Linked DNA regions of Mus musculus: region 1 is linked to region 2. The links are chromatin loops, found by intact Hi-C in ENCODE. Cell type or tissue: left cerebral cortex. All regions are shown on one strand. Links, peaks and the distances in the headings refer to the core of each region. The heading gives the core; the rest is flanking DNA.

What was found. A loop is a pair of places that touch in the nucleus more often than their neighbours do. Peaks named below come from ENCODE experiments on the same cell type or tissue, not always from the same donor. Only the 100,000 strongest peaks of a DNase experiment are listed, where the experiment ranks them.
Region 1: it touches region 2 in a loop (8-fold over the local background); 10 of 42 quality-filtered maps call a loop at or near these places.

The regions. Positions count from the first base shown.
Region 1 is chr4:82,798,336-82,810,830 of GRCm38, reverse strand. It overlaps Zdhhc21 (zinc finger, DHHC domain containing 21), which reads left to right. Exons shown (of 9, transcript NM_026647.4): 8 at 3,775-3,818; 9 at 4,370-12,093. The coding sequence ends at 4,502. Among named protein-coding and RNA genes, the nearest start is that of Zdhhc21, 55 kb to the left of the region's middle. In left cerebral cortex, for the core only: a CTCF peak has its summit at 6,605 (motif pointing left); DNase peaks (open chromatin) are centred at 4,505 and 6,616.
Region 2 is chr4:83,177,966-83,190,460 of GRCm38, reverse strand. It overlaps Gm46887 (a long non-coding RNA gene), which reads left to right and starts at 3,916. Exons shown (of 3, transcript XR_001784537.1): 1 at 3,916-4,428; 2 at 10,800-10,807; 3 at 11,985-12,060. In left cerebral cortex, for the core only: a CTCF peak has its summit at 6,958; a DNase peak (open chromatin) is centred at 6,995.

The DNA.
Region 1 (12,495 bases), core at 3,093-11,092, 380 kb after region 2:
ATATCATTTTTTTAAAAAAATTAAATGTACTACATTTATATACTAGTAAGCAGTCAAATGAAGCTCTTACAACTAGGAAAACTCAAAGACAGAACCAGGTATCTGACCATGAAGTACAAAACCCTTTCCTGAACAGTGTTTCCCAGGGTACATGCAGTAAGTGAGCATAGATCATCTAGATAACCACCTATGTGCAACCTAGCAGTATCCTGGCCTATGAGACCCTCCTTCCAGGACAGATTTCAGCTGACTATGAAGGCTCTGTGCAGGTGTGTCGAAGGGCTTCTCTCTCATGGCCACCTTTACTTTGATCAGGTCTTTAGTATGCTAACAAACTCCTTTGGAAACTGTTTCCAGAGTTAAACGGGCCCAAAGGCAAGTCCTCTTCCACACTCTGAAGACTGTTGTTGGAAGCAGATGGACTCTATCCTGTATGTGTTGCTCGGGATGTCTGAGGCCTCTCTTCAGCACACCCTTTACCCATAGGGCAACAGATGTGGCCAAGGGCTGCTGCTTGGGCAGAGTGAAAGGAAAGCAAGAGCAGCTATCAGCCTGGCTTGGGCTGTGTTTTCAGTCCTGTTAACCTGCTAATCAAGAAACCTATGGTGTGATAAATTCTTACCTTTCATACTACACCCCATTCCAATTTCCCAATAAATCCATCTCTTCCTTCTGCTAAAAATCGTTTTTTCTCCATTCCAGACATAATCCAGCATTAAGTTAGGCTATAGTTTTTTCTTATAGTCAAACATACTTTTATTCCGAATCTGAAGCATCTCTTTTTATACCAGGATTAGCCGTTAGGAGAAGACAACATATTAAAAGACAGAACAGATCTGTTCTGAAAGTCTTTTTTGCTTTTTTAAAAAAATGTAAATCTCCATCTTTTAAAATAATGAAGCATTCTCTTATATTGTTTAGGTATACAGGCAGATTGAAGTGTTAGATATTTTGATCATTAGATCATTCCAGCCATAAACATTTCTCAGAACTCATTATCGCAGCATTCAGTATATGTGGGACTTTCACATTTCTAAAATAATGGTTTATTTGCTAGCTAGCTAAGGCTGTGTGTTGTATCTATATTCCATTTGTAGCATTTGCCTTGTTGGTCCTTCCCTGGTGCCACTAGAAGATTTGAGTATTTTCAGTATGCTTAAAAAAAAAAAAAATCCCATGTTTGTCCACATTACCAAACACAGTAAATTAAGCCTTACTTAGTACTTGTGCAGACTGTGGGTTCTACTTTCCTTCAGTGACAGACTCTGTCCGGTGTACTGCAGCCTGCTTATACACGGTTGTGTTTAGGTCTCCTGTGCTCGCTGCCTCCCAGACTGACCACTTACTGTGTGCTAGTGCTCAGCTATAGACCTTATGCTGGTTTTGTAGTAATAGTATTCCATACGGCAGAGGTAGAAAGAGGTAAGCATTTGCCATTCTAGAGAAAATAGTAGATTAATTTAGGCAGCTTCCCAACTACTATTTACAGAGAGTAAAGATCTCATCAGCCAGGCAGTGGTGGATCCCAGCACTTGGGAGACAGAGGCAGGCAGATTTCTGAGTTCGGTGCCAGCCTGGTCTACAGAGTGAGTTCCAGGAGGGCCAGGGCTACACAGAGAAACCCTGTCTCGAAAAACAAAAACAAAAACAAAAACCAAAAAAAAAAAAAAAAAAAAAAAAAAATCTCATCCTCTCATCCTTTGAAAGAGTAGCTATCTACTCATGAGGATTTAAATGTGTTTGATTTTGATGTCCAAAAACTTCAAAGGGTTTCTATATATGAAAGCTAAACCTGGAGAGGTTTTAAAGAAAGTTGATTCTTTTTCAGAACCACAACTAAATTCTACAGTGTAGATTCTGTGTAGTAAACCTGTCCCAGGATAAAGGTGACAGTAGACCAACCCTCCTACCCTGTCTTGCCAGTCCTCGCATAGCTTTTACGTGCAAAGATGTTGTCAATGCTGTTTCCGGTTGAAACTCCTTTGGAGTTGAAAGACTCTTTCACTGGAGTCACATATCAGATATTCTGCTTATCAGATATTTACATTATGGTTCATAACAGTAGCAAAATTATAGTTATGAAGTTGTAATAAAAGTGATTCTGTGGTTGAAAATCACCACACCATGAGGAACTGTATTAAAGGGCTGCAGCATTAGGAAGACTGAGAATCTCTGCTCTGTGGTGACTTTGCCTGCTCTCTCCCCCTGCACTTTGGTGTTGGGTCCTTTGCAGTGGTCTTTGCCATCTCTCGAGCACCCTAAGATACTGTCCAAATGGCCTTTTCCACTTCCTTTATAGATGTTAACCCGAAGCCAGCTTTCCTCTAAATTACTGACCCTCAGCCTCCCTGACGCTGGGCCCTTTAATACAGTTCCTCTTGTTGTGGTGACTCCCAGCCAGAAAATTATTTTCATTGCTACTTCATAACTTACTTTCTACTGTTTCAATTGTAGTGTTAATATGTGTGTCTTCTGTTGGTCTTGGGAGACCCCACAGGTTGAGAACCACCTCACTAAATGCCTAAGATATTTTCTCGTGTATTTATAGACTGTGCTTTCATTTAGAATGAATAAAATACTGTTTGAGAGGAAGTTATACAACACACAAAAATAATCTTATTTTCAACATATTGTCAAATTTCAAAGCATAATACAAAAAAGTAATGTATGTGGAATACTTAGTAAAGCTGCCATCTTTTTGCAAATCTTGAGGAAGCGCTGTGAGTGAAGCTGTTGTTTGCTCCCAGTCTCCTACAAACAGCTGACTTCTCCCTTCTAGACGCTGCTGCTGCCTCAGCGCGCCTGACAGTTTGTCATCGCGAGTGCTCACCTAGCGTCACTAAATGTAAAAGCTTGGCGCCACAAAGGAACGTTCTGGAGCCAAGTAATGTTTGCAGAGACAAGGATTTCCATGAATAGTTCTGATTGCTATTGCTTTACGCCATGTCTGTCATAAGTGAACAAGTTAGTAAGATCAAATCACAGGAGATGGTGAAGATTAGCTAATGTTTTTGCATATTTCAAAAATGTTTCCTTTGTATTGCTTTAAAACGTGCTTACACTTTAAAGTTTCACCTATATATAGGTTGAACAATGTATACATTGGGTATTTAGATATCGTAACAGTTTGTCACTATGATGGAGAGATTCTTTGTTACTAGAGTTTGTGTCAGGACTTTCAGAAACTGTCTTCTGCTGAGAGCTTTGCTTCCCTGCCTGCATTTCAGCCTGGTAAAAGCACACAGAAGAAACTGTAGTTTTGTAAAGGTTTGGTTTGTTCATTGGGGGAATTAAGAAATATTTTGTTTTCTTTGTGTTAAGGAATATTAATTATCTAACTTTAATTTTCTTATTTAAATATATTGTAACATTATCAGTTTATAGATTTGCCTTATTGACTTTGTTTTTTATAGAAGTCTATAAAACCCAGAACCAGTAGTATTCTTTGTCTCTTGGTAGTTCTGTAGTCATTGATGGCTTTTATGCATTATTTTGATATTTATTTTTAATGTATATTTGCAGAAAGTTGAGTTAAACAGAAATAACTAGGCTTTTAAAATAATTACCAAGGAATCGGGTATCCTCAAAGGTTGTAATCAAATGAAATAGTTCTTGGAGAGATGTTTGATATTTTAGTAGTTCACTGATTTTTTTATATGATAGAATGTTAATTTTATTTTTCTAAGAGGATTTCAGAATGTGTATTGATATATAAACTTGTTAAAAGTATTTATAAATTTGTTACATCTGAATATAATTTTTTGTTTTTAATAGGATACAACATCTATTGAAAAAATGTCAAATTGTTGTGAAGAAATGTAAGTATTAAGTTATAGTGATCTTATTTAAAAATAGAAACCATACTGTTTGACTACCTTTGAGAATCATGTGCCTATGTTAATAGTAGGAAACTAATATGTTGATTTTTTTTTCTTGGTGTCCTGTCTGAGGCCCAAGCTAGACAGGCGTATCCCAGTCTTACTGTAGGGGTCTTTCAGCCATGGGAGCTTTTAAACAAAATAAGTACCGATCACTCTTGTTCCCTGTCTCACAGAAGTAAGCTAAATTATTTGTCCTGAAAGTACATCAAAAGAGATTTGCTACTGTGTTGTTGACACACATTCTGTTATGCTGAGCTTCTCCTCTGCTTCCAGAGTTACCCTAGGTTGATTGACGATGCAGATACAATATCTGCTCTCCAGAGCTGACGCTCAGCTGCATGCCACATTGAAAGGAAAGCTGCATTTGTGATGCTGAGACACAGTGCATCAGAGTCCAGTAATGGATCCCCAGCCAACCTGTATTGTTTTAGCTGACTGAAGGGCACCATGGGAGTGCTGTCTTTCACTAATAATGCTGTCTTCTGTAGATCGCGGCCCCGAAAGCCATGGCAGCAGACCTTCTCAGAAGTTTTTGGCACTCGTTGGAAGATCCTGTGGTTCATTCCTTTCAGGCAGCGGCAACCACTGCGAGTTCCCTACCACTTTGCCAATCACGTCTAAACAGATGGATGGTGGGCACAGATGGGTCCTCCATGCTGGAAATGCGTTACAGGTTTTATGAGAATAGAACTATGACAGTCTTCAAGTCAATTAAAATCCACCTACCAATCTTAGGCATCATAATGTGCCCCAGGCTTCATTTTAATAGTGATCTTGATCCTGTTGTGGGACTAATACAAGATCTATATTTAAGTTTTAAAAGCATGTTTACTTTTAAATTAGCCTTCCACCAGGGTTTCTTTAAATGCGTTTGTTACTAAACTCAGAAGGCAGTGATTGGGATGAAACAATTGTACATACATTTTCTTCAGTACTCAAAGTTTTTTAAATTTTAATTTATAGGAAATTTGACATGTTTTATGTTTACCTTTAAGCAGTCCTAACCAAATCTGAATTTAATTCTTCAAGTTTACAAAACTGGATACACTTTGTTATGTATAAGTTAAAATGTTACTACTTGCTTTTATATGTGCTGTAGGCTTTTACAGTGCAGTGAGCAACAAGGGGCAGTGCCTGGCTAGGAGCAGCTCTCTGATGCCCTTCTTTCTCCTTCTCAAAACCACAGACGACTCCCCGAGTGTAGTGCACCAACTACTACCTTACTGTGAGGGAAAAACTATGTTTCCCTTCTGCTGCAATCACTGATTGCTTTTAGAATATTTGCTCCCAGGAGAAATGTGTGACCAGTCAGGTTTATATTCCTGTTTTACCCTAAGATTCTAATGACTGAAGAGGGTAGGAAGTTTGCAATAATTCCAGTTACTTCTTCAAGTGCAGTTATATTAGAAAGCAGATGTTTTAAAGTGCTAAGCTGAATGGTGTGTAACAGTGTAAGGAGGAGAACTGTGCTTTTAAAGTATGGATACTTTTATTTATCTGCCATTAGATCTCACTGTACACATTGAAGATTTATATATTATAGAATCGATACTGGTCAACTCATATCAAAGTGTAAAAGTGGGTCACTAAATTTATATACCAGTAATCACCCAAGTTGAAATTGAATTTCCACTTGTAATTCGCATCACTCTAGAGACCTTTTATTAATGTCAGGAAATTACTGTAAAATAGAATGATCTATGGTAGTGATGGTCTCTTAACAAACATGAGCCTTTTGTATACAAAGACATTTTGTATGATTTAATTTTTTTCATTTAGAATACTGCAATTCCATATGTTTGTGTGCTTAGTAATCTTTTCCCTGAAAAGAGTATTGAACAAATCTACCATTTGTGAACCATCTACATACTTTTCTTATAAGTAGTTGTAAAGTAAGGAATCATAGCTGGGAAATACTGTGGCTAGTTCTTTCAGATACTGTAAATGTCTTATAAAATATTCTGAATAGAATAATCTCTTTGCAGAAATATTAATACCATATTTTCATGTTCTAATTATGTTTATTTAAAAACTTAGAAGTGGCAGATGAAAATATTTATTGGTGCTAAGACATATAGTAAGTTTAATATAAGAAACATTTATAAAGGTTAGGAAACATAAAATTAGTATGTTTTAGTAAGGGCGAAGGGGTTGGGTTTTGTGTAAGCTGATTGACTAACTTGGCCAATGACAGTTACTGAAGGAAGTGGTGTACATAGACTGTTGGGAGGTAGAAGTTGAATGCCTTCAGCTGTATATATTCAGTTCACTCAAGACCTGGAGCATCCAAAGCAGAGCCAAACGAAAGCCCAGCGTGGAGCTTTGTAAACTGCTTTATACTTCTGGAGCAGTAGTAGCTCTGACACAAGGTAACGGGCGTGATCCCTTCCCCATGCTGGAGTTCGTGGGTTTGGTCTGCTTACATGTACCACTTCTGGGCACATTATCTACCCTTTCTCTTTACTCTCCCTGGTCCTGACCCCTCTCTGCAGTTTCCTAACTAGTCATTGTACTTGATGCACTAGTTTGATCTACAGAAATGCTGTTATTGATGTATTTACATAAGAATCTATATTGCAGTATATCTATATATACTTACATAGTATTGTTAAATGTATATGTCTAACCCCCGGAGGGGTTTGTAATCACTCTAAAGATTCCTAGAGAAAAACCTGTTGGCCATTTCCTAGGGATTAAGCTCCTATGTTCTTTCTGCGCCCTCTTTTGGCTAATTGATGTAATTATCCTGGCTCTTGAGGTTTTTACTATCCTGTTAGTGGGTTGTATAGCCAATCTGTGAACATGCCAGAGGTATACATGCCAGTGTATACTTATAGGAACATATGTATAAAAGTGTAAAGTTTTATAAAAATTGAAAATGAATGTGTTATTGTTGGTGATGTTCCTTCTTGGTAAACTGCCTGGCTTCATGTATGTATATTCTTGTACACTTTTTACTGTCAGTCACAAATTTCGATTAGTTTAAGCTGTTTCATGTATTTTACTTTAAACCTTATTTTGGCAACTTATCTTGTTAGCATTATAAAAACTTACTTAAAATACTATTTTACTACAAAACAAAACATTTATTACAGTTGCTGTGGTAACTGTTATTCGGTATGTTTTACTATTTTAAAAAGTACATTTAATTTTTTCAATTCAATTTTGGGATTGTCCCCTTCCACACACACACAAAGGTTCAATTACCTTAAAATAATTAGTAATTGGTTAATAATATTATTTTTCTTTGCTTTTTAAAACGCTTGTCAATGAGAGTTAACCCTGTAGATTATTCAATAGCCTCTTTATTTGTCCCTCTCAGTAACCATGGGAATAACTACCCATGTGGGGTCTCAGGAAGCGATGGAGCAAGGGCAACCCCTTCATATCTACAGTGCATTGAAGTATTTATAAGCTTCCTGTTTAATTTTAGCAAAATGTGTGTTAAGTGACATTTTTACATTAGCAAAGTCACCTCATGGGATCCTGCAGTTAAAGTGTTAAGACGAGGCTGCAGATACTTGGTAAACAATTAGAATTGGGCACGCAAGGTGGCTCCATACAGAAAGGCATTTGCTGTACACGGACCCACTTAGGTGAAGAAGGGGAAAAAAGCTCCTGGCTTCATAGAGTTGTCCGCTGACCTCCACAAACATGCCTTGTCAGTCACGCCCCTCCCCATCATCATTGTTCATTCATCGCCTCACACACAGCACACACAAACGTTTCTGATATCCAATTGGATAAGCTTGATGTAGGTAACAAAGGGCTGGGTTCAGAATCTCCTAAGCATTAAACAGTCTACTAAGGAGTCTTTGTTACCAGGCTTCCATTTCAGATTACTAAGCTAGCTGATGTTACATGAAAATAAAAACCTATTTTGTTTTATAATTTATATTTAAAATGTTTTAGTTAACATAAAAGCCATTTAAATTTGTAGCTAACATAAGATCCTGTTTTTCAGAAGACAATTTACTTTTAATAGTAATAAAGTAGGGGCTGATGTGTACCTCAAAAATTATAGTGCACAAGATGCCCAGGATTTAATGCCAAGAACCAGGAAAAGACAAGAAGAGGATGTAGACAGTAGCTACACACTAGATGCAGAAGAGCTGAGTTGAACATCTCAGAACGTTTCATTAATGTGCAGAAGTGGTTCCATGAAGGACGGTGGCTCATTCCAGCTATTCTTAATGAGACTTTGGGTTATTTTCCTACAAGCAACTGTTTTGCTCGAGAGATGTATTAGTTCTAAACAGTAATCACAAAGACTAAAATTAAGAACACACTTCCTAACGGGAGATACAAATGAATTTAGATGAAAGCCACATAGTTTTTGTGTTAGTTCATGTGTAGTTTGAATGTTCTTACATGTATTGCTAAAAAAGAAAAAAAAATCACAATTTGTCTTGCAGTGGCTTAATATGGCACTAATATTCATTAGCTCTATACTAATTTCTGTCTAGACTGTCTGTTCTCTGGGTAGTTCTATTGTATGACTTGTATCAGTAAGTAGATAGCCTAGCTACAGTTCACTAAACTATAGTACTTCATTATGTACATTTTTGACATAACCTCTACTATACATACATATATTGGGAATTTATTACAAACATTATATCATTTAGTAATAGTTAAAACATTAGACTTTCATCCACCTCTACTAGTGCTTTGAAAATCACAAATATTGGCAAATGTAGTTAGTAAGTCCTGTAAACTTAGTGTGTTCTATTGTTAGCATTATCGACCATGTAATTAATGAGTGAGAATACGATTCAGTACTCACATTGCTACTGTCTTCTGTTGTAGGTACCATGCTCGGAGCTTGCTTACAAATAAAAATTTTAGTATAATTTATATTTAGCTGTTCTTAGAGTCTACAATATTTTACAGTAGAACATGGGAAAGTATTAGAAGCTGTTTACATGAAGTCCTTTATACCAGTATTGTCACCGACTAAATGAACCAATAGTTAGCATTTCTGCTACCTTTCTGATGGTGATGACTTAACTTCAAGAAGTGGCTTTTCTCACTTCTTCCATTATCTTTATGCATTTTTTAAACAAAATTTATTTTTAAAAGCCATTTTGTTAAAACCAACAATATTTTGTGAGTTCTTTAGATGTGGCAATATTATCTGCTAGTGATAATTTGTAGCAAGTTATCATTATTATTATTATTTGGAGACAGGGTTTTACTGGCTTTGCACTCAGAGTCCTCCTACGTTTGCCTCCCACATTCTGGGGTTATAGGCATATGCTGCTGTGCCTGGCTCAGTGCTTAAAACTCTTAAGTCATTGGTAATACTGATTTTTCATTATCATATCTTTTACTATATTACAGCTTTCCCCTGTATCTACCCTAGAGTTCAGGTACCAATGAGTAATGAGTATCTAAAAACTAGATTAAGAACATTGGGGACGTTAGTAAGATGGAGTGAAGGCTAAGTGGACAGAAATAGCCAGCATCTGAAAAGAGCTGACTAGAGACAGCTGTGATAGCCAGCACTGTCGCTGACGCCACGTCACTGTAGAGGTACCTGCACAGCCATTGTGGGAAGCATTTGGTTTGAGCTGTTTGATCTCCACTTAATGTTCTTTCTCCTTAGCTGGCCAGATGCTCTTGAGAGATTATTTTTGATTTCAGATAATTGTGTAGGATAAGTTAAATTCAAGCATTTTTAGCATGCACATGTTAAAAATAACATAGAAGTGTAGCTGTAATACAAAGGAGAAGTGATTGCTTGCCCAAAGTTTGAAAAGATCTGGAACCTGTCTGAGGAGTCTTTTGGCAAAGAAATACTGAGTCACCAGAGAAAATCAACGACTCAGTTATGAAGGAAGGGATCTGTTGGGCTTCGTGAGACCCTAGAGGTCTTCATTTCTGAAGCCCTTCATTTCCTCATGTGTAAAAGTAGTGTTTCCCATAGTTGCTCAACTGTGTAATTAACTAATTGCACGTATAAAACCTAGTTTTCATCTCACTAGCTTTATAGGGAAAGATGTAGCCCGAGCTTCCGGGGCCACAGGCATGCCTCCTCTGGGCTTTGCTTGCCTGTTTCACTCAGCACAGGGTCTGGTTGTTTGTAGGCTGTCGGTTAGAGGGAAGATGCATCTGCATACTGATAGCTCTGTGTCCACACCAGTGTGGATGGGTGATATTTTAACCTACTCGTGCCTGAAATTAGTGTTTTACAACCTGAACAATTAAAACATCCTGGTGCTATTCACTTTATCATTGAGTTACATTTTTAATTCTTGAACCAAAGAATTAGTTTTCTTTTTGGTTGACTGAGAGCTTCTCACATCTGTGTCTGAAGAAGTGAACAGTCTATTGACAGCTTAATTTCAGCAGAGTCAATTGTGAATGAATCTTAGTTAGACTTATTTTTTTCTGTTATGCATATTAGTGTGGGCTTTAATTTTGTACTTTAATGTAACATGGCTACTATATAAGGTATTTTAATAGGCTGAAGCTACTAAAGATTATTGAATCACTTTTCAAAAGTCTCACCAACCCCCCTTGGTCTTACTTCAGCAGTGAAGAAAAATTATCTCTATAAGCAAAGTATTCTATTGGATACTTTTAATGACTGCTCAACCAAATGCTAAAATAAAGGGCAAATAATAGGTCCATTTTACATTACAAGTCAAGAATTTAGTACCTCTGTGTGGGGGCAGGGTATAAACCTTAATGGCTTTAAATAATGATACAGGTATTTACCTAATGAGAATGAAATTAAAGGACACTTTTAAAAACATAAAAGTCACAAACACATGCACACACACACACACACACACGCACACGCACACGCACACGCACACACTTTCCCAGTAGGAAGTCCAAAGGTACGTTGACTTGAGCAAACACCCTGGCAGTTGAACTTCACATCAGAAGCAGTTTGGGTGCTGCTGCTCAGCATCCGTGAAAATTAGTCAGATTATGTAACTGGCAGACTGCAGTCCTCTGGATGGACTTGTCCAGGTGTCTGCTGCTGCTTACGATTGGCTTCTCTGTTCTTCCTTTGAAGCTCTGCAAACACCATCAGGGTTTCCTTAAAACAGACGCTGCCCGGCTGATCACTCAGCCACTCACGGAACCGTGCGGGGGGCTAGGAAGGTAGACAGTCACACTGAAAATGCTTGTGTCCTTTCCATTCGCTTCAGTCCGTGTCTCCTTGAGGGTTGATGCAATATATGGTTTTGCAGTGAATTCTGAATGGAAAAAAGAATCGATTCTTGAAAGGTGACACGCTCGTGTGCATAGATGAGCAAATATGATAGAAAGCAGAGGGAGGGCTGCCCCGGCTCTTGTACCTGTGTTGCCACGGGATTGTTTCTTAATAATTCCACTGCTTGTCCAAGTCTTAAAAGGCAAAGTGAGTCATTTTTCTCAAGTAGGAAAAGAGAGGAGAGAATAGGAGAGAGTTTGCCACTGCTTGCTGTCTCCTGGTGTGATTATTAAAAAGCAAAGAAAAAAATCAACATAGAATAAAAGCAACTAATGACACAGAAGGAAGAAATTCATCCCAGTCAGAGGTATAGGATGAATGGGTTGTAAGCCCAAGGACAGACAGGAAAACAGAGGGAGCATGGAGTTAGCCTGGCAAGTTTAATCACTTGACACACACCTGTGCCATTCTGATGCTCCAAGTATTTGCTGTCTGCTCCAATTCTCCCATATCCCTAATTGAAAAGCACTGCTTGAGTTTCAATAATGGTGTGTACTGTGGGTGCCTAGGAAGACCCTGTCTTAAAACTTGCTGGGTGTGCTTTCATTCAGCTGGACTGTGTGTAAGTCTGAGGGCCTTGGCCTGCATCGTCTGCTGTTGTGTTTTGTCTCTTACCCTAGGAAACCCTTCACTAACATTTCCAGTGCTAGTGGTAATAAGGAAGAGAGTAGGTCAGAGAACTGTGAGTCCTTTGAGGAGAGGGAGGGACATACAGGCGGGTGGGAACTGTGAGGTATACTTAATTGTTTAGATGAGACAACGTCTACACTGGTTCTTCTAATGAAAATGGACTATGTATCTACCTTAAGAACAACATTGCTTTTAATTTATTTTAGTGATTTTTGTTTTATTCATGTAATATTCAATTTTCTTTGCAAATTGCTTTTAATTTAAACTGTGGAATTTTTACTTCTCTTGAAATGTACTATGTACTGTATTTTTAGAAATCTTATTTTTAAATAAATATTTTTGAAAAACATAGGAATGTTTTTATCCTCTTACCTCCTTAATTATTAAAATCGACTAATATTCTAAGTTTTAGAACTACCATGTTTTAAGACTCCCCCCATCCCAAACTTTGTGCCCTTTGAATAAATATTTAAAAATTAGTGGCCTTGGGCTCTTCTACCGCAATCACAGAAAACAAGGTATAAATATTGGACTTAAAATTGACAGCATTCCTAGGTAAGCATATTATTTTAGAGATCATCTGATTGCTGCATTCAGCTGTCTAATGCATTTGTATTATGCTTGATGCTGTTTTGTGGAAATATTTTTCGTGAGGAATAGCTCCCACATAGTGAAGTGTGAAGAGGAGTCAGTCTAGGCACTGCTTTAAATCTTGAGTTTGGAATTACTGGAAGCCTTCACTCTTAGGGCATT
Region 2 (12,495 bases), core at 2,164-10,163:
CTCCCCAACTTGCTTCTTGGCCATGATGTTTGTGCAGGAATAGAAACCCTGACTAAGCCACCAAGTAAATCAAAACTCTTGAAGCTAGTAATTAACCAATCAGATTTATGTATCAATAAATTCTCAATATGCCAAAGAAATAATATCAGAACCAATTGATAATGATAAAAGCTGCCCACCTAGATTAGACAAATTATTTCAATTATTCTATCCTTTATGATATCATGACTACCTGTGGCTATTTAAGGCCACGCTGCTTCAGGTTCTTCTTCCTGTCCATCTGCCTCCATCTTGGCTTCCTCTCTCCTCCTGAGACGCTCTCTGTCTCTGCAACTCTTAGCTCTGCCTTCCTTTTCCCTGTCTAATCACAGGCCTTCTGCTGCACTAATATTTAATGTAGTTGGACAGGGAAAATCCTGTCACAAGAAGAGACCAGAGGAAGAAGAAAAGGGACAAGAAGTTAGGGAGAAGAGAAGGTCACCACGAGGCTGGATGGATTAGGAGCATATGGCCAGGAAAAAGGAACCCTGAGGCTCACCTGGGTAAGAATCAAACAGCAAGTACCAGGGGACATATGGCTGGGATGGAAGGTAGAATAGCTCCAAACCTGCCCAATCTAGGCTAATAGCTTGTAAATAAAATACCTGGATTATGTGTCTCTTATACGGTCTAGCTAGAATAAATAATTCTATTTAAATTTTCTCCTTAAAAATGTCTGTTATAAGAATGTAGTGCTGATTTCCTGAGGCTCTCTGTCTTAAGTGTGGCTTAGTTATTATTGCCTGTCATTAAGAGTAGAGAGCCACCTCCGGTGGTCAATTTCTCTTCGATGAACTCTAGTTTTATTCCCATGTTTGTTTGTTTGTTTTTGTAAAGATTCTATTTTATGTTGCTGTCAAACTAAAGATTTCCAGCCATCACTTTTCTAATAGCTGCTGTCAACACATCTGCTGTTAGTCACCTCCCCCTGTTCTTTCGATTAAACATCTACTCACAGGTGTCTGGCTTAGTTTATTGCTCTAAGAATTGCTTATTGATAAAGTCTCTGCTGTGTTCAACAGTGCCCTTAGGCTTGAACATCCCCATAGTCCATACCAAATACAATCAGCCTTTGAAGAAAGACTCTAAAGCTCTGTTCTCATGTCTTATCTCACCTCTTTGGAGAAAAGCACCATCCATCCTATTGATTCTGAGTCAGAGCTTGAGGGAGGGACATGCCCCCCACCATCAACCCCCCCCATGTTGCTTCGCCATCATGTCTCAAGTAGCCGGGCCCACAGTATGCAGACAGAGTTCCAGCTTTTTGCTCCTGCTCAGCAAAGGAAATTCGTGATTACCTGAATGAGCAGTGGTTTTCAATGTCAGTTTAGGAAAGTGTTGAAACGCACCAAGACTCCCAAGGAGGTAGCTTTTTTTTTTTTTTTTTTTTTTCTTATTTTGACATTGGATTCTCAAAAACAAACCATCAAATCCGAGGGCTCAGGCTAAGTTGGACTTTTGGGAACACGCAGGACAAAGTTTGAGATGTCCAACACAGCTCCCCACAGCTTTGCTAGAACAGGGGACTGACTAGGAGAGCAGCCTATGTTCTTCTTAGCCTGCCTCTCCTGCATGGCTTCTATCATGGTTTCAGTGTGAAGTGTTCCTCACAGGCTCTAAGTACTTAAGTACTTAGCTCTCAGCTTTGGGGAGGCTCTGGAAGCTTGGAGATATTGAACCTAACCGTAGAGGTTAGATGTAAGCCACTAGAAGTAGGCCTTTGAGTGTCGTAGCCCAATCTCACTTTAGATCTTACTTTCTGCCTCTTGATTCACCATGAGCCCTTCACCGTGAACACAATTCTCTCAGTGGCCATTGCTTTCCTGATCCTTGTGACCTCTATTCCTTGAAGCCAAACACTTGAATAACCGAGCCTTCTTTAATATGCTTCTGGGAGGGATTTTAGTCACCGTGGTATAAAGCAACTCATAAGGCCTCCCTGCCCTAAGTAAGCTGAGACAAAGGTGCTTCGGTACCCCCTGCCCTTATCCTGCTGTGTCTTCAGTGCAGCTTCTGCCACATGAGATGAGGGCGGGGGAGCATGGCCCTAGGTCTTCCAGATGTTCTTACCTGGGACAGAGGTTGTGTACCCCAAACTGGGAATAAAATGCAGGTGGTCTGGTCCTCCTTGGAATCCTATAGCCCCAGACTGAGAGCTGAAAAAGGGTGTGGCCCTGTGTTCTCATCTTCACCAGCCTCCCAGTTCTGAGTAGATGCTCAACGTCACCAGCTTGTACTCCTGTGGAGACTTAGTAGATTTTCTTGACTAGATATTTCTCCATTTGTTGTATGCACTTAGATGTTTGCTAAACATTAAGTTAAAAATCTATTTTTTTGCCAGCTATGGTTATTTTCTTGGGGGAGAAGGTTTGCAGAGACCCCTAAACTGTTAATCTGACTCTCAGTTCCTCCTTTCTACTGCCCATTCAGATGCTCCAGGGTCCCTGGGGTGCCCTCATTCACTTCACTAATGCTGTGCATTCTGTTGCCAGGATTTCCCCCTCTGTGCCAGGGTTGAACCCAGGGCTCTCTATCAAGCTATGGCTGCAGCTCGGTTATACTATTCTTTCCGGGCCTTTCTTTATGTTTTAACACAAGGAAAGCAACATACTCTTCTTTTGCTTCTTATTGACTGGGAAGAAAAGCAAAGAAAAAGCCTACCATGTTCTCTCTCCATGCTCTGTCTCTCTTCTCTCTCTCTTCTCTCTCTCTCTCTCTCTCTCTCTCTCTCTCTCTCTCTCTCTCTCTCTCTCTCTCTCCTCTCTCTTCTTTTGGTTGGTGTTCCTTAGAAGGAAAGGTATGTGGTAAAATCTCCACACACACATGTTAATGACAGACGCCTTGGCAAGCACACAGGTGGTTTCAGTGGTGAGACATTGGTTAATTATTCTGTGTTTTGAATGTAACAAGATGTGCCTGCTCTGTGCAACTGATCCTGTTGAATAGACCTGAAACCCATGGATTTACAGTGTGTGGCTCTCAGGGGAAGGCCATACAAGCCTTGTCACTCCAGGAATAGATGGGAGGTATTTACTGAAGTTTCTTTGTTAAATATTCCCTAATAGGGCAAGAAATTGGGAGCTGTGTTGGATATCTCAAACTTTGCCCTGCCTATTCCCAAAACTTTAACTTGGCCTGAGACGTCAGATTTGATGATTGTGTTTTGAGAACCCAATGTCAAAATAGGAAAAGAAAGCTACCTCCTTGGGAGTCCTAGTGAGTTTCTGCATTTCCCCCAAAACTGGCATTGAAAAGCACTGCTCATTCAGGTAACCATGAATTACCATTGCTGAGCCAGAGCAAGAAGCTGGAACTCTGTCTGCACAACTCTGTCCTGCTACTTGGGAACGGGATGAGAGACATTTTCAAACCATTGACAACTTAGCTTCAGATCCTTGTGTTTTTGCTTGTTTGTTTGTTTTTCTGAAAACTAAATTTGCCTTAAGTTAATTTCCTGGGAACCATGTTTTCGTATATTCAATGTTTTGGGGCAGTGCAATTAAAACGTAAAAATATCTAAACTGTAATATATTAAGCCACCTGACTGTTTTGTGACTTTTCCCAAGAGACATCAACAGACACTGTAGGGCTCTAATGACAGGTCAAAGAAAGGGTCCCAGTCTGTGCTGAACTAGGGTTACCTCATAGGAGCCCGGGTGGCTCAAGGGTGGCTGCATCAAAAGCCCGTCAGCCTGACAGGCACATTCCCAGAGCTCCAGTGGACAGTCTCCTCTCCCCGGTAACCAGGCTCCTGCCCTCCCGAGCCCGTTTCTTGTCTGGAGTCCTTCCTCCTTCCATGAGGCAATGGTTCTTTTCAGAGGAGCCATACATGCTGAGGAGAAAGACACATTCCTGAGGGCTGGTGGAAGCAAGTAACCTTCCAACCAGGAGATTTCATGCTTTTGTTCTCTCACGAGAGCACTGTTTACTCCCATGAAGAAAGCTTCTCTCCATATTTATATTAAACTCATAAACCAAAGAAAATTTGACAACCATACACAATATAAGACAAACAGCAAACCAACTCAGTTTTATTCATTTCTCCATTTCTTTAATACGTTTTCTTTTCTTCGGATCTCTTCTTTGGACGTGGGACTCCTCCCCTCATGTTTACAAGTCCTTCTGTGCTGAGCTGAAGGCTCTCCTGTTCCAGGACTCATCTGAGGTAGGCAATTCGTTTACACTTGTTTGGAAAACCGAGGCAGGAGCCCACCTGTGCTGCCTAATTATGCAAACAAGCTGAATCAACAGAAACTCAGTCAACGACTTGTGAATCCTTAACAAAAGCATGCAGGAAAAAGACTGCCTACTCTGGGCAGCTTTTCATTGGGATTTGAGAAAGGAAACTGAGACCAAGAGCTTCTAGCCCTCGGGTACAATCCATCTCTGGTAAGTGTTAACATTTTGATGTTTGTTTCCTGAGTTTTAAAGAGGGGTCGATAGACTAATACTTCTCTGGCCCCTTCCAGGCAGAACAGCCACCATCAGCTACAAACTGTAGCTGTCCTGGCTTGTTATTATTGCAGTGCTAAGATGCCACAGGTTTTTGTTGTTGTTTTGCAATTTACAGCTTGTAATCCCTCTTGAAGGGAAGTCCGGGTGGGAACTCAGAGCAGGAACCTGGAGGCAGGAACTGAAGCAGGTGCTGCCCCCTGGCTTGTCCCCCATGGCTTTTCAACCCTTTACTTTCTCATATAGTCCAGGACCAGCTGCCTAAGGGTGGCACCGAGCACAGTGAGCTGGGCCCTCCATATCAATCATTAATCAAGAAAATGTCCCAAAGACTTGCCCACAGGCAATCCGATGGAGCCATTTTTTCAATTGAGGTTTCTCTTCCTAGAGAATTCCAGCTTGTGTCAAGATGGCAAAACAAACAAACCAACCCCCCCCCCAACAAAAAACAAAAACAAAAACAAAATGAAGCAAAACAAAACCCAAAATATTGGTGCTTTGACTGTTTTTTTCATTATATATGAGAAGACCCTGATCTTCTTTATAGAATCCCATGTGAACAGTGACAGTTCCCGGTGCACTACCATGTATCCTGCAGAATTGTTAATTCAGTTTGCATTAGAGCGTCTCTTCTTCCACAAATAATACTAACAGTAATGGTTCTGCTTCCAGCACGCTGGCCAAGAGTTTTAAAAGCATTTCAGTCTTTATTTGTGTCCGTGTCACAGTGGAACCTATGACCTATTTGGGATCTGAAAGTTCAGCACCAGCCATATGAACAGCGTAGGGAGGCTCCAGTAGTTAGCTTCTAGTTGTCTGCCTTTTACCTCCCTTCCTTGGGCCCTCCCTTGCACAAGACTGAAAGATGGGTGTCGGCAAACCCTGGGAAACGACCATAGGGGCATTTGTTTCTTATCATTGTGCTCAGGGCCTTCTCTTTGAGACTAAGAATTGAAGTGACTTGCCCAAACAAATATGGCTGTTCACAGTGGAACTAGGCCCGAGGTTTCTGAATAAACTACTGTACTGGCCAAAACCCGGTTTCCTTAGTAAAAAGCTCTTGCCTGTCTCTTTTCACCCAGATTAACTTGTTTGCCTCACGCTCTTCCTGGAGTTTGGAGTCCTTGTTAGCACTTGCATGCTTTCTCTGCTGCTCTGTTGGCCCCAGGAGTATTTCTCCCCACCCCTCCGATCCATTGATGTTAGCAACAGAAACATGGGATGTTTAAAAGAAGAGAATGGTCTAGAAACATGGGGACATTCTTCTGTGGGCCAGTTGCTGCCTTTCGTGTCTTAGGGGACAGGGCTGGCTCTTGAGGGAGCCACAGCCACTGGATTCTCACTCATGGCTGACGTGGAATTTACTATGCAGTCCAGTATGGCCTTGAAATTGACTTCAATCCTCTTGCCTCAGCATCCTGAACACATGGGATCACAGGTGTGAGTCACAGTAGCCAGCTCTGTCCAGAGATTTCTGATTGGATTGTGTGTGTGTGTTCTCTACAACCACCACATCCAGCAGAGTAATGATCAGCATGCAATTTCGTTCAGCACGACTAAATAGCTGGTATTGGTCCAAACTGTGGGAATCTGACCTCGAGTAGTTTAGGCATATTAAAGCAGTGCACAATTTGGTGGAAACTTTCCTGGTTACATGTGCACAATGAAGCCCACATAAACCTCCTTGAAGAACAAAGTAAGCTAAATAAAGATCGGATGTGACTATGTTGAAATCCTTTGTAAAGTACCTGTGACACATTCGGTAGAGATGAGTTCTGTAGATTGAGAAAAATAAGCTCACGATAGGAGTTTTGGGGAGTGTCTGGTGTGGTCCCCAGCTCACTCATATAGCACAAAGATCACCGTGTTATTAACTACGTCTGCTTCCAGATCTCTGGGCAGGTAGCAGGGTGTATATCCCTTCCTTTGAAGGAACAGCCCTGTGTGTTTAACATTCCAGGTTCCCTAGTGTTTATGAGCACAAAGACCTCTCTGTGCCTCCCCCAGGGGCATCTTTACCTGCTCATTGATTCTTAATTGCCGGGCACTTCTGTCAGGCCTTGGTGAGTCTTCAACTTTTTTGGGGGGAGGGGGTGTCCTAATTTATCCTCGAAAAGCCCTCCGGGTCAAGTATCATTTAATACAAATTATTAGGGCAAATGGTCTTCTATGGCCAGTGCTGCCACCACCTGGGGTCTGCCATTATTTCCTTCCTTCGGTGTTTGAGTCCCCTGACTTCTGCTTCACACTCTCTCCTCAGCCCTTTGGAGAAGCTTCACGGAGCCCTGTAGGCTCAGGTAGACCTCTCCCACATGCAATTTCCCACCCGAACCCTCTCATAACCATGACTCTATGCTGTGTGCCATGTGGGCACCGTCCACCATGCCCCTGTGTATTATTGTCCTCACCCTGCCTTCTCCTTATCCTCTGCCCTTTCTTTCAGGCCGGGTGCAGTGTTGCAGGCTCCTCAGTAGGTGGCAACCTTCACAAACAGAAATCAGGCAATTTCTCAGCTGCCAGAATAGTTACCTCAGCTGCTCTTGCTCCCTAATTAGAGACACTTGCTTCCTCTGAGCTGCAGAAGCTGCTCCCAGTGTTATTGTTCTGGGAGGGGGCGGGGGCAATCTGAGTTGTTTGAGTGACCCCACTTTCTGTCATCTCATGCTTAGACCAGAAAATGGGGACTCATGCTCTTCACTGTTCGCTCTCAAGAACACGGAAGCACCTTCTCTCTCATGAAGTATTCCAGCTTTGGTACAGAATTTTTGTTTTGAAGGGGTGATAATGATCTTTATCATCAAAGTAATGGAAAGGAGAAAATATTTTTTGAAACACAAGGCTACACCATTAGATGTAAACAAAGGCATGAAAAAAAGAACAACCCACACACATTATTGGTGATTCTGTCTCCAGTTAACAAGAAGAGAGAGTTGAAATGGGAAAATCAGAGATTTTTGGTACTTGGGAATTTGCTGGAGCAATCAAAGGCATTATGGTTTAGGCCACTCTGAGGTCTCACTATCAGGTCTCTCTGAGTCTACACTATCAGGCCACTCTGAGATCACACCATCAGCTCAATATGAGGTCACTCCTACAGTCCACTCTGAGATCACACTTACAGTCCACCTGAGATCACACCTACAGGCCACACCTTCATGCTACCCTTTAGCTCTATATCTTCACCATCTGTTGACAGGCACTGAAGGAGTCTGGGTAGGCAAGTGGGTGTGCTTCCTTTCCTCACTGTGCCCTCCAGAACGTTGGGTCACTGGTATCAATTTTACCTCCAGGGATGAGTTTCCTGGGTCATCTGATGCCTAGGCCACTTTCCCTTCAGACAGTCTTCAGCAAGAGATCTGATCAGTGGAAAGGAACGAGACTGGCTTTCAGCCAAGGAAACGTCCACTTCTAAGCGTACACTGTGGTCTTCAAAGAACACTGTGGGAAGGCTTGTTCTCGTTTTAACAATGTTTTGATGACCTCAAGCAAGAAAGTTCCTTTCTTAGTCTTATTTCAGAGCCCTTGGCAATGGAGTGATAGCTATTCTGGGGCCACTCTGTGGATCCTTGGCTCTATGTGTTTTTGGCATTCCTGTGTTGTGCATGCACTGTTTAGCATGTGCGTATCGAATTACCTGGGTGTCATTCCAGGCAGGTTTAGTCTATCCTCTCATTTGTTCTTTGAATCAAAGGCAATTTATTCCTGAGAATACTTGTGTCCGATCTGAGAAGGGGTGATCCCAGTGGTCTCTGAATACCTAGTATATGCAGTGATGAATCTTTGGTTTCTGTTGAACTTACAGCATCAGACCTCAGGACTAGAAACCTAGTTTCTTCTTGTTAAGATAAAACTGATTGACCAATAGGAAGTAGTGTAACTGGACTTCTAGGGCACTGAAATGACTCTGTAATGTATATATCATTGCCAGTTGTAACTGATGTAGCGCCCTGGGTCAGAATTACCCTTCTGGGGAGACTGTGAGGGATTGCAGAGGGAAGATCTTTGCGCTTTCTTCTCAATTTCCTGTGGGAAGCCATTATAACCATTAAAACTGATGTGGAAAAAATAAGACTTAAAATTTTTTTTATATATTATGTATATATGTGTGGTTGTGTGTGTGTGAGTACAGTGCCCAGAGAAGCCAGAAGGGAGTGTTGGACAGCTGTTAACAACACATGTGGGTGCCAGGAACCAAATTCTGGTCCTCTGCATGAGGTACGTGGTTTCAACTCTGAGCCATCACTAGCCCAAATCTTTTTTTTTTTTTAAGTTAAGCAATAACCAAAATAAAAAGAAAGGAAAAGGAACAGCACATAGTCTAAAACAAAAGCCAGAAGATGTGTGTGTGTGTGTGTGTGTGTGTTTAAATCTGTCTTAAGAACATCCACACATATACTACTGTATGTGTGTGCTTTAATGATTAAAATAGTCCACATTAGTATTCTGAGAGGACCTTTTTCTTTCCGGCCCCTTGGTCCTGGCAAGTTGAGATTTATGATATGCTGAGAGGGCTCTCTACACTGGAATTTCCTTTTTTTTTTTTTTAAAAAAGATTTATTTATTTATTTATTTATTATATGTAAGTATACTGTAGCTATCTTCAGACACTCCAGAGGGGACATCAGATTTTGTTACAGATTGTTGTGAGCCACCATGTAGTTGCTGGGATTTGAACTCGGGACCTTCGGAAGAGCAGTTGGCGCTCTTAACCACTGATCTATCTCGCCAGCCCCCTACACTGGAATTTCTGGGGGCTGATGAACATATTTGTTGAGAAGGAACCATAAATATATTTCTATAGAAAACAACAAGGACAAGCCTTACAACACTATACAACTTTTATTAGTTTTAATACTGCCAAAGGAATGGCATCCTCTGTCACCTCTGTTTCATCTCTGCCTATCCTCATTGAGCTGCTCTGACACTGCCTACGTGATGAGGGATGGCAGTTTGTGTCCTAACCTTTACTGTCATTTGTGAACTCTCTTCTCATGTGTGTATTCTTGCCCAGAGTTCTCTAGCAAGTTAGACTCATTTGTACTTTAGGATTGCTTACATATCAAAACAATACAGACAGACAGACAGACAGACAGACAGACAAACACACCCTCAGTCAAAAAGGAATATAGAACTGACAGAAGATTCAGAGGTTAAGAACGAACACACACACACACACACACACACACACACACACTTTGTTCTTACATAGAACTCAAGTTTGGTTCCCAGCACAAATATTAGGTGCTTTACAATTACCTGCAACTCCAGCTCTGAGGCATCTGATGAACTCTTATGGCCTCCACAGGAACTACACACATGCGTACACACACACACACACACACACACACACACACACACACACACACACACAGTGTTCATAATTGAAAACAAAACAGTTGGTTAAATGAATACCTGTTGTGCTGGCTGGTCTTAAGTCAACTTGACACAAACTAGCACTATCTGAAAGGTGGGAACTTTAATTGAGAAAATGATTGCATATGATCCAGCAGTCAGGCATTTTCTTAATTAGTGATTGATTTGAGAATGCCCAGTCTATTGTGGGTGGTGCCATCCCTAGGCTGGTGTTCCTGGGTTCTATAAAAAAGTCATGGAAAGCAAGTTAGTAAGCAGCTCTCCTCCATGGCCTCTGCGTCAGCTCCTGCCTCTAGAAACAACCTGCTCGATTTGAATTCCTGTCTTGACTTTTGTCAATGATGAACAGTACTGTGGAAGTGCAAGCCCAATAAACCCTTTCCTCCTTAACTTACTTTTTGGTCATGGTGTTTCACTGCAGCAATAGAAACCCTAACAAAGACACCTAGTATTTACTAGATAATGAGAATATAGATAATTTACTATAGGCAGAAGGAATGGTTGAAAACTGTTATATTTATAAATGTTTTAATCTTGATGTTAATTTTTCCCTTTTCACCTCTAATTTTACTAATTTGGCTGTTCTCTGGTTTGTTTGCCTAAGAGCTTGATATGTATGTATATATAGGTATGTATGTATGTATGTGTGTATGTAATGTGTATATATCTATATCTACCCAGTCTATATCTATAGCTATCATGTCTTTGCTTCATTGAGTCTCTGTGTTACACATTGAGTCTCTGTTTCACTTATTGCTGCCCTGACCTTTATTAGTCTTTGTTATCTATTCCTTGAGGGTTTGAGTTGTTCTTGCTTTTCTAAGAGCTTGGGGTACGTCATTAGGTTATTCATTTGAGCTCTTTTAGAATATATTTTTTAATGAAAACATTTGTATTTATGAATTTCTCTTGGATCTTTATCTGCTGCACCCCAGAGGTCCAGGTAAGTTGTGCTTTTACTTTCATTTGATGATAGAAATTATTCCTGATTTCTTTAATGACTCATTGGCCATTCAAAAGATCATTGTTCAGCATCAGAATAGTACTGTAGTTTCTATGGTATCTCTGGCTATTGATTCTTACTTTTACTGTATTGTGATCTGATAAGATATAATAAATTACTTTTATCCTTTGATATATTGTTAAGAGTTACTTTGTGACCTAGAATGTGACCTATTTTAGAGAAAAAATTATGGGATGCAAAAAGAATATGCATTCCATATTTATTACATGGGATATTTTGTAGATATTTGTTAAGTGCATTTCATCTAGGCTATGGATTAACTCTGAAGTTTTTTTGTTGATGTTTCAGCTTGGATGATAATGGAATTGAGGTCACTTACTATTTATTATAACGATCTGACCTCTTATGACCATTAGTGTCCATTATATAAAATTAGAAACTCCAAGCTTACTGCATATATATTACAGTTATTATATATTTTTGAGGAATTTTTTCTTTTATCAACACATAATGGTTCTAATTATCTCTTTTGAGTGATTTTGGGTTGAAGTCTGTTTTAGCAGATATCAGAATAGTTACTCTAATTTGTCCTTGGGTTCCATTTGCTGGATAAATTGATTTCTGTATTTTTAAACTTTCAATCTGTGTCTTCGCCAGAAAAGCACATTTCTTGAATTCCATTTTCTTTGATCTGGTCTGCTGGGGACTAATATAAAGGCTCAATCTAAAGTAATGTCTGCCTGCCACTATCAGTACCATTTAGCAGTCATTTCCTAATGCTAACAATTTCTTTTTCTACTTGCTTAATGCCACAGTTAAGACTATTTAGCATATAATTCTGGGATGACTCCTTTGGGTGTCTGTGAAGGTTTTCGGTCTTAGCATCAATGCTAGCACCAAAGTAATTTCTATTTTTCCTGATATGAAGAGATAACATCTTAGGTGGGGGCCATTTTTCCACTAGCATGGATAACTTTGGAGCTGAACAGTTCGCAAGGATCCCTGCCCCTCATATGGTCAGAGCTTTGAGCATCGTGTGCCACATCAATTGGGAACTTCTGTTCCTCTGATATAAAAATTACCACAGGACTTTTGCAGTCACAGAAAAATCATTTCGATAGTCATCTCTAACAAATATATTCACATTTTTCTTCAGTCTATGCTGCTATAGCCCAGAAGATGAAGATCTTGGAATTCCAAATAGGACCTCTTTAAAGTCTAAAAAACCCTACACCCACCCAGATCATCTGTAAGTAGAGTTAAATTTAGTTTAGAGAAATCAGAAGAATAGAATTTAGTTGAAGTCAGAATTAGATTAAATTTGAATTGATTCACGTATTAAATCAGAAAGGGATTGAACTGAGTGGAGAAGAATCTGAGAATGAACTATGCAGAGGTTGAATTTTATAAAGACCGAGTTTTGCAGAGGATGTATTGAGTAGCTTGGTAGAGATTTGGCTTTACAAGGAACAGAGTCACCCGACACACATTAAACATTTCAGAGCCTTTATTAATTGCTCCAAAAGTCTTTTCAGCATGCCTATTTGGGTCATCTCTTGGCACTTTCTATATAGAAAGGGTGGAATGCTCATCTATGGGTATCCTTCTTGGTTATCCCTTTTCGCCTTTCAGTCCTTCCTTCTTCCATTCATTTTAAAACCACAAAG